3 separate regions of the Homo sapiens genome follow, and regions 1 and 3 are each linked to region 2. Evidence: chromatin contacts called from ENCODE Hi-C or POLR2A ChIA-PET data. All regions are on one chromosome and are shown on one strand. The core of a region is the stretch at or near the end of the contact, and the rest is flanking DNA. Distances in the headings are between cores, read along the strand shown. Region 1 overlaps BCAS1-AS1 (BCAS1 antisense RNA 1). Region 2 holds the start of RBM38-AS1 (RBM38 antisense RNA 1). Region 3 has its middle 15 kb from the start of BCAS1-AS1.

Region 1 (3,971 bases), core at 448-2,947, 3.5 Mb after region 2:
ATAAATGCCACACATCCCAAAATACTAAGTCAGGGAAAGAGGACGGGATGTTATGGATAGCCAGCGACAGCTTCTCTGAGGAGGTGACATGGAGCATGAACCTGAAGGACAAAGGGAGCAAGCCCTGGAGGAATCTGAGACAACATCATGGTTTGAAAACACCCACTGTTGTCTTTCTCTTGAGGATCCCCAGGACACGTGAGGATACTAAAGGTTCTGAGAATCCCTGCAGTAAATAACCAGTTGCAAGTTGCTGAGCCCAGTGCCCCTGAACTTATTAAAACCTGTGATTCCACGAATTAGTCATCCTCTTCACAAACTTTGTAAAATATTGGATCAGCGGCCGGGCACAGTGGCTCACTCCTGTAATCCCAGGTATTCAAGACCAGCCTGGCCAACATGGCAAAACCCCATCTCTACTAAAAATACAAAAATTAGCCAGGCGTGGTGGTGCCTGCCTATAGTCCTAGCTACTCGGGAGGCTGAGGCAGGAGAATCACTTGAACCCGGGAGGCAGAGGTTACAGTGAACCGAGATTACGCCACTGCACTCCAGCCTAGGTGACAGAGTGAGACTCCATTTCAAATATGTGTGTGTGCGTGTGTGTGTGTGTGTATATATATACACACGCCCCATATATATATATACATGTATGTATAAGATCAGGAGCCAAATCCCCGGGGAGCACCTATTTTAGATGTGAAGGGAAAAAGCAGATAGAAATTGGTCCAGAGAAAGAGGTGAGCTTCCAGTGCACCCTCCACACAGCGGCCAGAATGAGTCTTTTAAAATTTAAGTCAGATCAGCTCCAAGCCTTCCAATGGAAGAAACGGGGAGAGGAGTTTGGAGGCTGTTGCTGTCACGCAGCTCAGTGATGACTGGAATTTGACTGAGGTGCTGCTGCAGGATGGTGAGGAGTGATCAGATTCTGGATTTATTTAGAAGATGGGGCGGGTGGGGTTTGCTGTTGGACTGGATGAGGGTAGGAGACAAAGGCAGGAGCCCAGGTTGATGATGAAGGACTCGGGGCTCTGAATCAGGAGCGGCTGATTCATGCTGTGTAGTTAGCATTTTGGAAAGGTAGGGGTGTGTGTGTGATGCAGTCAGATGGTAGTCAGGAGCATTTACATACGTGAGTCAACCTGGGAGTGAACTTGTGTCCAACTGAACATGAAGCAATTATTCAAAGTTGGTTTCCGGAATATTCCCAGGGTGAAATAACTTCCTGTGTTTATCACTGCCTTCTCAGTTGAAGTGTTTGCTTGTCTAGTGAACTGAGTTAGCCTTGTCTGTTGAAACTGGCAGTGGTGGGGCATGTAGGAAAAAAAAATTCTATGAAAATCTCAGGGAGCTGACAGACACTTCTAAAAGAAAAGAAAGTGAACAACATTATCCCTGGCCTCTTTTATGAGAGGGGAATTGATTGATTTATTCAATGCCTGATTGAGTATTGCCTATGAGTAAAGATTTAGGGGAGTGATAAATCAGAAAAACACAGAACACCCCAGTATAATGGGAGGGAGCCACTCCAAAGGCCAAATGTCGAGAAAATACTATAGGAGCTGCCACATGCATAACTGTATTGCAGACCCCTGTGTGATATGCTGGAAGTCTTGGTTAAGAACATGGATTCCCACTGAGCTAAGTGGGAGAGCTTGTTCAAGCTAAGACACTGAGCTAGAACATCCTGTCTCAGTTTCTTCACTATAAAATGGGCGTGGTGCTATTATGGTAATAATGGCGTTGTTCTATGGTGATAATACCATCATCATGGAAGTAAATCAGATACAGACACACACTGCTCAGAGCAGTGCCTGGCATCAAGTTAGCACAAAATCAGCATCTGCAACGTTTATTATGACGCTGTTTCAGACATGTATTTTTCTTTATTATGAAACCACAACGTATTTTTAAACGTTAGAGGAGAGAACGGAAAAACAACCATGATAATCCCATTCCCCGGCACAATCTTAATTTTACACAGTCCTTGCAAATATTTTTTACATTGACCATTTCATACTTATGAAAGTAGCTGGCATATAGTAGGCACTCAATTAAATGCTCGCTGGCTGACTCCCCAGTTCAGTGCAAACTATTTTGTTTTATGCTTTGTGTATGTAAAATTATATCAGATATATTTCGCTTTGGTTTCTTTTTCCTCATAAACAACACGATTACAATTTTATGGCTACAAGATATCTCATGGTGTCAGTGTAACAAGCCTTGAATAAGTCATTTTTCTTTTGCTGTACTATTATACGTGGAATTACTACAAACCACACTATTTTAGATAACACCACATTGAACTGTTTTGTACACAGTGTTTTGCCTTTTTTTCTAAAATTTCTTAAGACAACTGTGGAATTTGGAAATAAATACTCTCAGCTAAACTTTTAAGTTATCTGTTAGGTAGCCTAAAAAAGTTAAACCAAAATGAGATTCTTTTTATAAGATCAGGTTGTAATAAAATGAACTTCACAAGATGACAGTCACGTGAACGAAATAGTGACCTCATTTTCATTTTGAAAAGCTGCTTTCCCCTCTTCTGAAAAAGTTGTATTAGAAACGATTCCTCCAATACTCTAGTGATCTTTTATCTGAGATTAATAAAAGATACGAGTATTTTGATGTATTCATTAACAAAAGAACAATAAATTCACCTTTAGTAGGTGTAAGTAAGGAAAGATCTCAGCAGATCTGGTTAACTCTAAGTCTGGCTTTAGAAAGCCACAGTGGGTTGGGCATGGTGGCTCACGCCTGTAATCCCAGCACTTTGGGAGGCCGAGGCGAGTGGATCACCTGAGGTCAGAAGTTCAAGACCAGCCTGGCCAACATGGCGAAACGCTCTGTCTACTAAAAATACAAAAATTAGCCAGGCGTGGTGGCAGGCACCTGTAATCCCAGCTACTCGGGAGGCTGAGGCAGAATTGCTTGAACCCGGGAGGCAGAGGTTGAGGTGGGCTGAGGTCATGCCACTGCCACTCCAGCCTGGGCAACAGAGAGAGACTCCATCTCAAAAAAAAAAAAAAAGAGAGAGAGAGAGAATCTTTCTCCTCAAACTCTCTTTTCTTTATCCTTTTTTTTATTATTTATTTATTTATTTATTTTAAGAGACAGGGCCTTGGTCTGTCACCCAGGCTGGTGTGCAGTGGCGTAGTCATGGCTCACTGCAGCCTCAAACTCCTGAGCTCAAGAGATCCTTCTGCCTCAGACTGCTAAGTAATTGAGACTACAGGCACATGCCACCATGCCCAGCAATCTTTTCATTTTTTTGTAGAGAATGTTTTGAGCTATGTTGCTCAGGCTGGTCTTGAACTCCTGGCCTCAAGGAATCTTCTCATCTTGGCCTCCTAAAGTTCTGGGATTACAGGCAAGAGCCACCACAGCCAGCCATGTCCTTTCTTATTTTATCACCTGAATTATGGCCATAAGGCAGGATGAAAAGAAAATAAAATTAGAGAACCTGAGAATGAAATCATTGATTCAGTAACTGTTGCATGTTCTCCTCTATGGAGTTATTCCATTTAATCTTCAGAGGAACCCAGTGAGGTGGGGTTCTTCATCTCCTTTCTACACATGAGAAAACTGAGGTGTAAAGAAGTTACAGAATTTGCCAGAAGCCACAGAGCTGTTAAGCAAAAAAGCAAAGATTCCAAATGGGAGTGTGTGATTCCCAGTTTGCAGACTTAATCACGAGGCTGCATCGCCTCCTGCCATGTTGGGGAAAGCAGCGGGGTCAGTATGAGGGAGGCGGGCAGAGTCCTTCTCTCAGCGAATCACACAACTTGTTCAGGTCAGCCTGAGGAGACAGGGGCCACATCTTTGTTGCTAGCTTGTGTCTATAGCTCCCTAGAGTTCTGTGTTTCTCTTATAAAGTTAAGAACACACAACACCCCCTTGAGTTAGGAGCAGGAAAGAGTTGACTTTTGTTACCCAGTCTTGGAGAAGTTGATGGTTCTAGGTCCTTTTAA
Region 2 (3,613 bases), core at 989-3,488:
TGTTCCAATCTCCTCCCGGACGTCTATTACCTCACGCCTCCCCACCCTGGCCCTGCCACCCGCCCCCAGGCCCAGACAGGTGGTTAGCCTTTCTCTGCCTCAGTTTCCCCATCTATAAAGTAAGAATGGTTTCAGTCCCATCCTCAGAGGCCTGCTATGAGGACAGGAGAGGACTTCTGAGGAGGCCAGAGCACCCAGCCCACATGCCTGTGCACTGTTTTAAGCAGTTAATGTTCCTGTTTTCCGGATGAGGATGCCACTGCCAAGACAGACCCAGCTGGTAAGGGGCAAAGTCAGGATTCGAACCCACCTCTGCAGGCCCCAGAGGCCAAGCACTGATGGGTATGGAGTCCCAGAGGTAGCTGTGTGGATCAGAGCGAGCCCAGACGCACGTGGGAAGGCCTTATCCCACTGTAAGCAGAAAAGAGCTGCAGGCACTGGAGGCACACACCCTCACCTCTGGGCAGCTGCTCCCGCCCAGTCCATGCCCCCAGGCGCCTGCTGTGGGCCTGGGGAATGGAGCCAAGGTTCTGGAAAACAAGGAACACCCTCTTCATGTGGCCTGAACCCCATAGGAAGAATCTCGGTGAAGGCATGAAGGCTACAGTGTCCCCAAACACCCTCTAAGACGACTCTAGACATCTACAAAACAGATTCCAGGACGAGACGGACAGGGCCGCCTGCTCCCACCACCCTACACGCTCCCTTCCCAGGAGGACAGAGGCACCCCGGCAGGAACCTGAGCTGCCCGGCCACTCGCACAGGCTAGAAGGGCCCCGGCCACCCTCCAGCACCCCTCAGCCAGCGGCTCCTCCCACTGCTACACTTGCACACATCCACCAATACACACGGAAGCCGGCAGGGAGCCCCCGAGTCACCCCAAGCGTTCCCAAAAAGTGGGCACAGCAACTTCTGCTGGGGCCTCTGACCCATTCACCTGGGAGCCAGGCCCCAGGGGACCCATTCACCTGGGAGCCAGGCTCAGCCGGGTTCCACAGGATCCTTGTCCACACTGCCCCAGTCAGGCAGGTTACTCCTCAAGCTGTGTCTCTCTCAATGGAATCTACGTGGTGCGCACATGCGTGAGCACACACACGTGATCAACTGGCATTAGGGATTTGGATTCAGAAAGTTCATGAAGTGCCAATGCCCTGAAAGGGGTGGTGGTCTCTGAGCTGCCTTCCCCTCCAACTCCAACCCCATCAATATGCCACGGCGCTAGGGCAGACAGCTTCCATCCATCATGGGGGTGGGGAGGCAGGCCGCAAGGCAGGACTCTTTGTATCCCTTAAGTGTGTGTGTCCCTCCCCAAGCAGCTGCCAGGACTTACTAGATGTTTTAAAAAAGGGCAGGGAGGTGGGAGGCGTTTTAGGATGGAGAAGAGTGGGCTGCGCTGCTTGTAAATGAGTCAGACTAGAAGCCCATAGGCCAGGCCACTCAGGCAGGTGGCCTCCACCCCAAACACATCGTATCTACAGCAACGTTCACAAACATCAGACCTTGGTAGCAATGACCTACTGCCACCACCTGCCCCAGCACTAGAACAGGTGAGAGGAGTGCCTGGGGAAGAACTCAGCCTGCCAGTCCCTAAGAGTCATCAGCAAACACTTCAAGAGGGCGTTACCTGCACCAGGCCCACCCTAGGCCCTCCATTCAGAGAACTCAGATGTGCTGTGACCACTCCCATTTTACGGGTGAGGAAACTGAGGCCACACACCTAGCGAAGGGAGCTGGGGTGTGTACCAAGGCAGGCAGGCTCCAAGGCTCACCATCCCCTAGGTGGTATGGCCTCTGCCAGGGATGGAGAAGTGCAATCTGCCTTCTCTTCACTCCCTTGGCTTAAACGCAATCAAATGTCTGAAAACTGTCATTTCCCCAGCCTTCCAGACCCAGGAAGCCCAAGGCCCTCTCCACTTCATCTCCACGGACTACCCACCCCAAGCCAGCCATGTCCACTCACCCGTAAGTCCGCTGGATCAAGGTGGGGTGCAGCTGCTGCACCCCAATGGCAAAGCCTAAAACGAGAGAACAATCAGGGACTTGGCCTTGCTGCACGAGCCACGTCTCAAGGGCTGCACACAGGGTGGCAGAATCCCACAAGCCACACACCTCTAGTCAAAAGGGATCATCCGCTTCCTCTCCCCTCCCAGGCCTCCCCCTTGTGAACCCCAAGGCACACCGCTGAAGTGTGGCAGTGAGTGACGCAGGTGTCAGCAGCCACTGGTGTCGGCACTCCCAACCTCCAGGCCCCATGGCCACTTCCTCCCTCCTGCGAGGACAGCTGGCAACTGGGGTGCAGTACCCTCCCTGCCCCCCGCCCCCTTCTTTGGGCCACACGCTGTGAGAAGGGGTCTAGATCCTCGAGGGGGGGATGGCTGCCCTGTGCCGGCTCTGCAGGCACATGATAGCCGACTGCCACTGCTGGGGCGAGGAGGGGGGGCCTCTTTCCACCCGACAGATACCGACACCCAATATAGAAACCGAGAAGAGCCAGGCAGGAAAACACAAGCTCTCACCCGTCTGGAGGCTCCGCGGCTTGGCGCCCAGATATGCCAGGTTCACGTTGGCCTTGCGGCCGTCGATGATGGGGTTCGGGTCTTTGCAAGCCCTCTCAGCTGCCGCCCGGTCGGCCATGGTCACCTGGTGGAGCAGAGACACATCAGGGGCTGCCGTGGGGGGAACCAGGGGCGAAAGGGGCAGACGGCTCCGCCCTGGCACCGGATGCTGCCACCCCTCTCTTCCCTTCCTCTGAGGGTGCCTGTGACCCAGGGTCCTTGAGCCAAAGCTCCTCTGAACCCTACCTGGGGCTCTCCCACAAAGATGCCTCCTGGATTCCAGCTCCTCCCGTCAAAGTTCAAGGCCTGGGAAATGTGGCCTTCAAGGACAAAAATAATCCCCTGCGGGGATAGGGCAAAAATGAACCCCGAAGGGAGCTTGGGGGGCCGCCTGGACTTGCCCACCAGTGAGGGCCGAGACTTTCCTCTGAGAAGGAGTTTGCGACGCTATGCTTGGAAGGTAAGCAGGAAAGTGTCTTCAAGACGTTTTTACTTAAGCTGATGTTTATTTGGGGCGGCTGAGAGGGCTGTTAAAAATATGGGGGAGGCCGAAGAGCTCCTAACACCCCGGGGTGGAGCCATTGCTCCTCACCCCCCGCTGCTCCAGGAAATCCCGAGTGCCCTCTGGCTCCAAAACCTCCCCACCAACTTAGGAGTCCTAATTGAACACAGCGGCTCTTCCTTTTAAACCGGGGGTGGGGGTGGGGGTGGGGGTGGGGGTGGGGGCCGGGGCCTGGGGTGGTGGGGGCGGGACCGGCAGGAGCGCGCCCGGGAGAGGCGGCAGGTGCGGGCGCCGGCTGGAGGCGCCTGGGGCGGGGGCGGCAGCGGGCCGTCTGGGCGTGTGCCCCGGAGTGGACTCGGCGCCCGGGCCGCGATAAGGTGTGCGGCGGGGTGCGGGCCCGGGCGCGGGGGCCACTTACGAAGCCGTAGCCGCGGGACTTGCCCGTCTGGCGGTCGGTGATGACCACGGCCTCCTCGATGTCGCCGAAGCCCTCGAAGTACTTCCTGAGCGAGGCGTCGGTAGTGTGGTACGGCAGGCCGCCCACGAAGATCTTGGT
Region 3 (3,682 bases), core at 817-3,316, 3.5 Mb after region 2:
CCTCACTTAGTGGGTGGAGCAAATTCCTGCCCCCCAGGGCCTCCCTCCTGAACCTGCAAGGTTGGTGGGAGAGGGAGACCCTCCCCAAAAGAGGAAGCCTGTTGTGTTGAGAGTGATTTCAGAGACCTCAGCCAGGAAAGGTAAATCAAAATAACCCTTACACTCCGCCTCCTTCTTCCTTTAGAGGGGAATGTTTCCTGGCACGGGTGCTGCAGCTTAATAAATTGCATGCAGTAGATTTCAGGCCTTGAGAAAATCTTAACACTAGCTAATATGACCAGCACTAACAAAATTTCTTGGAGCTTATAATAACAAAAAAAGCTCATTGACGGATTCCCACTTTTATTCCTGCCCCCCTTTTCCACTTAGCCTTAAATTTTTTTTAATAAGAAATTTTTATTAACAAAAACAACAACAAAAAAAAAACAGAGTGAAGCACTTCACAAGATCTTGCCCAGTTTATTTTTTTAATCTGTAATAATGAGCATAACAGTTCAGCAATGGAATACTCACTCCAACAAAATCTCCAGATCTTTACATCCTGAGTCTGCGAGGGCTGGACACATGCCCTTGCTAATTATCAACCTTCTGAAACAGCTCAAGACATGGGATTAAAAACTGCTGTGGAATTTGAACTCACGGACATTCATCTGAGTCAGCTACTCTGAACTCGCATCTACTATAAGGACCTGAGCATTTCCTTCTCCCGTTTCCTCAGGACCTGCTCGGGGGTGTTCAGGGGAAGGTTGTCACAAACATACTTGCAATAAAAATAATCAAACAAATGGAGAGCATGTCTATTTCCGGAATTAGATTCTTTTGATAGTGAAGGAATCAAATGGGATAAGGGGCAGGGAGAAGTCAGGTAAGTCCAATATTACTATGTCCACATGCTTAAATTTCACTCCTCGGGGGCTTATTGTCCCTAACAATGGCCCTTTTAGCTATGGAATACGGGGAATGACTAACCTTTTTCTAGCCTGTCAGTGAGAACTACCACTATATATTGGTAAGTATTTCCGTACAAAATTCACTTGGAAAGGATATTGTTTCAAGCCTGGACAAAGCTCATATTGTCATGTTCCAGTTCCAGTTATTTTAGGCAAGGAAGGGGAATTTCCACTGCTCCCTACAATCAGTTTTGAGCACTTAGCTCTGAGTAATAACTTCCTTGTAATCTGTCAGAGCCCAAGTTATTTAACAGAGGAAAGAAAAAATCCCCTGATACTATGCATGAAATTCTTAGCCAAGCAAGCCACTTTAAGAATACATCAATTAGCTCAGGCAGGAGTAAAGACGTGACCTCATCCAATGGAGAGAATGCAAGCAACTTGATTCTAAAAGGAAGAAATGAAATGAGTCAATGCAAATTCCCAGATAGGATACAAAACTAAGAGTCATTTAATGTCAGTGTTGATGATAATAGTAGCTCCCATTCATAGCATACTTATCATAGGCCAAGCACTAGCCCATCCAAACCCCTTATTGCCCTGGTCCTATTAAAACTATTTAAGTTTTATTTTCAAGAGTCAACTAATGTATGCTAAATAAATAATAGTACAGGTGGCAACAGATATGGCAAAAATCCAAAGTAATATGCAAATGACAACTGGGAAACATTAACTGAACAATACCATTTCTATAAATACATAACAAATACACCATCATAACAAAGAAAGTAAATAAAATTACCGTGTATTGAAATTGGAGTTTAATTAAGTGCCAGCCATTTTATAAGCATTAACTCTAAGCCTCACAAAAGCCCTAAGAATTGGGAAGTATTGCTATTCCCATTTTACAGACATGGAAAATAAGGCTTATATTGCTAAGTCATTGGTTCAAGGTCACATGGCTAAAGTGGCAGAGCTGGGATTCAATCCCACTCTCGCCAGATGCCAGAACCCAGGCAGATGTTACTGTGGCATTATTGGCACTTGTGTCAAGCCCGGTGAGGGATTTCAGCAACCCTCAGTCTGGATGGTACCACACACTCCTCCAGGCAAAGGAAACGCCCACAGGCCACTGAAAAAAGAAGCCACTTCCTGTCCCTGCAAAGAGAGAACATCACCATCCTTGAGTCAGGTTCCTCACCATCTCTGGGCTCAGCCTCTCAGCTAAACAATTTATCTTTGGAGTGACAGGTGATGACTTAGTCACCCTGGCTCTGCCCTTCTCCCGTTTCCTATAAACCAGCTGTGTTTCACGGGTGATTTAGAGCATAACCACAGAACACATAGGCTTTTATGGAACAAGCAATAATTGGGCACTGCAGAGAAGCTGTCATGCCCCCCTCACCCATCCCCCCACCCCATTGGCAGAGCTAACAGCTCCCAGCTGCTCTCATTCAGCAGCACAGAAGCCAATTCACCTGGGAGATTATCTCCTCACTCTTAATGAGGCCAGCCTACAGCCAGTAACTGACTGTTCCAGGCCATGAAAGGCCAGCGCCTTTGCTTCAACATGAGCTAATGCTGGGGTGCAGTATCTGCTCCCGATACACGCAATGTATATCCCCAAGGCATCAGGCTGAAGCTAGACTCCAGTTCACAAAAACCTCTGCTTCGCTCCTTCTCCCACCGTGTCCTGCTTCCTTGGTTCCCACTCCCATGGGAGCCTTCCCTCACTAAACCACTGCCCCCAACCCCCATCCCCAGTGCTGCTTTCAAACCCAAAACACCACCCACCATGTGCCACCATGATGGGTACTGGAGACGTGTGTTAACTAAGTGGGATTTTTGAACTTCAGGAGCTCATACTAGTGAAGGAAACAGTTACATAAACCCAATAGAATAGGGTAAGAACTATAATAAAATGTGCATTCTTTTTACTCTTTCTCTTATTTTAGTACCTCTGTGCACCCAGGCCTATGATAAGCATTATTCAGACATTGTTCCATTTGATTCTGAGAACAAACCCATGAGGGAGGCACTGCAATTAACCCTTTTCATGGACAAAAAAAAACCCCAAGTGTTCACAAAGGTTAATTAACTAGCCGTTAAGTGTAGAGATGGTACTTGAACCCATTCTCTTTAAATTTCCTCGCTCTTTTACAGGGCGTCTTTCCCGCTTCTTGAGATCAGCCGTCAGCAAACCATGCTCCCTAGGCACTGCCTGTTTCTGCAAATAAAGTTTTATTAAAACACAGCCACACACATTATTTACCCATGTCTATGACTGCATTTAGTCTACGAAGGCAGAGGTGAGCGGTTGACACAGAGCCTGGAGGGTCTGCAAAGCTGAAAATATCTACGTCTCCCTTTTTATGGCTACAGGAGTAGCCAGCCCTCCTCTATTTGATGAGCTTCTGTTCTTCTTCAGCCTCAGAAAAAGAGAAACCAGGAATTTTCTTCCGTCCAAATCGAGGTTCTCCATCAACTGCTGCCTATAGTGGAGCCTGTGCTCCCTTTGCCCTGAGTCTGGGAGAACCTTACTCATTCACTAAGCTCCGGTGCAGCACTTGCTGGAGGACAAATTCACATTATCTGATTGGCCTGTGTTCCTCTTGCTGTTTCACCTACCGACACGTTAAAAGGAATTCTATCATTTCCTCAACGGATTATTCCTGTCGAGAACCACAACAAGGAAGCTTCCTCTTGAGATTTCAGCCTGGAATCCTCATTGTTCAAAGATATGCCATTACCTTTTAAATCATCCCCCGAGAAGTTCCTCTTCTAGCCTTTTA

What was found. A loop is a pair of places that touch in the nucleus more often than their neighbours do. ChIA-PET counts read pairs that join two places held with the same protein, here RNA polymerase II (POLR2A). Pooled maps may share reads with other maps.
Region 1: a map with no recorded cell type shows a loop between it and region 2 (9-fold over the local background). The contact joins the enhancer-like site here to the promoter of RBM38-AS1 in region 2. A Hi-C loop is called at or near these places in 2 of 37 single-sample maps with no recorded cell type and 5 of 50 pooled maps. POLR2A ChIA-PET finds 5 or more read pairs at or near these places in 1 of 52 experiments (activated B cell).
Region 3: a loop to region 2 is called in a map with no recorded cell type, with 11 times the contacts of the local background. The contact joins the enhancer-like site here to the promoter of RBM38-AS1 in region 2. A Hi-C loop is called at or near these places in 2 of 37 single-sample maps with no recorded cell type and 5 of 50 pooled maps. POLR2A ChIA-PET finds 5 or more read pairs at or near these places in 1 of 52 experiments (activated CD8-positive, alpha-beta memory T cell).

The regions. Positions count from the first base shown.
Region 1 is chr20:53,923,938-53,927,908 of GRCh38, reverse strand. The region is part of intron 1 of BCAS1-AS1 (BCAS1 antisense RNA 1); the gene reads right to left. Among named protein-coding and RNA genes, the nearest start is that of BCAS1-AS1, 10 kb to the right of the region's middle. Within about 2 kb of position 1,697, at least 12 of the 41 ENCODE cell types and tissues checked have a DNase peak (open chromatin) inside an H3K27ac peak, as active enhancers do.
Region 2 is chr20:57,391,681-57,395,293 of GRCh38, reverse strand. RBM38-AS1 (RBM38 antisense RNA 1) reads left to right here and starts at 2,238. Exons shown (of 2, transcript NR_149006.1): 1 at 2,238-3,015. RBM38 (RNA binding motif protein 38) reads right to left here. Exons shown (of 4, transcript NM_017495.6): 1 at 3,476-3,613; 2 at 2,517-2,640; 3 at 1,961-2,015. RefSeq lists enhancers at 2,236-2,425, 3,180-3,613 and a silencer at 3,276-3,465.
Region 3 is chr20:53,898,220-53,901,901 of GRCh38, reverse strand. No RefSeq gene overlaps it. Among named protein-coding and RNA genes, the nearest start is that of BCAS1-AS1, 15 kb to the left of the region's middle. Within about 2 kb of position 2,066, at least 19 of the 41 ENCODE cell types and tissues checked have a DNase peak (open chromatin) inside an H3K27ac peak, as active enhancers do.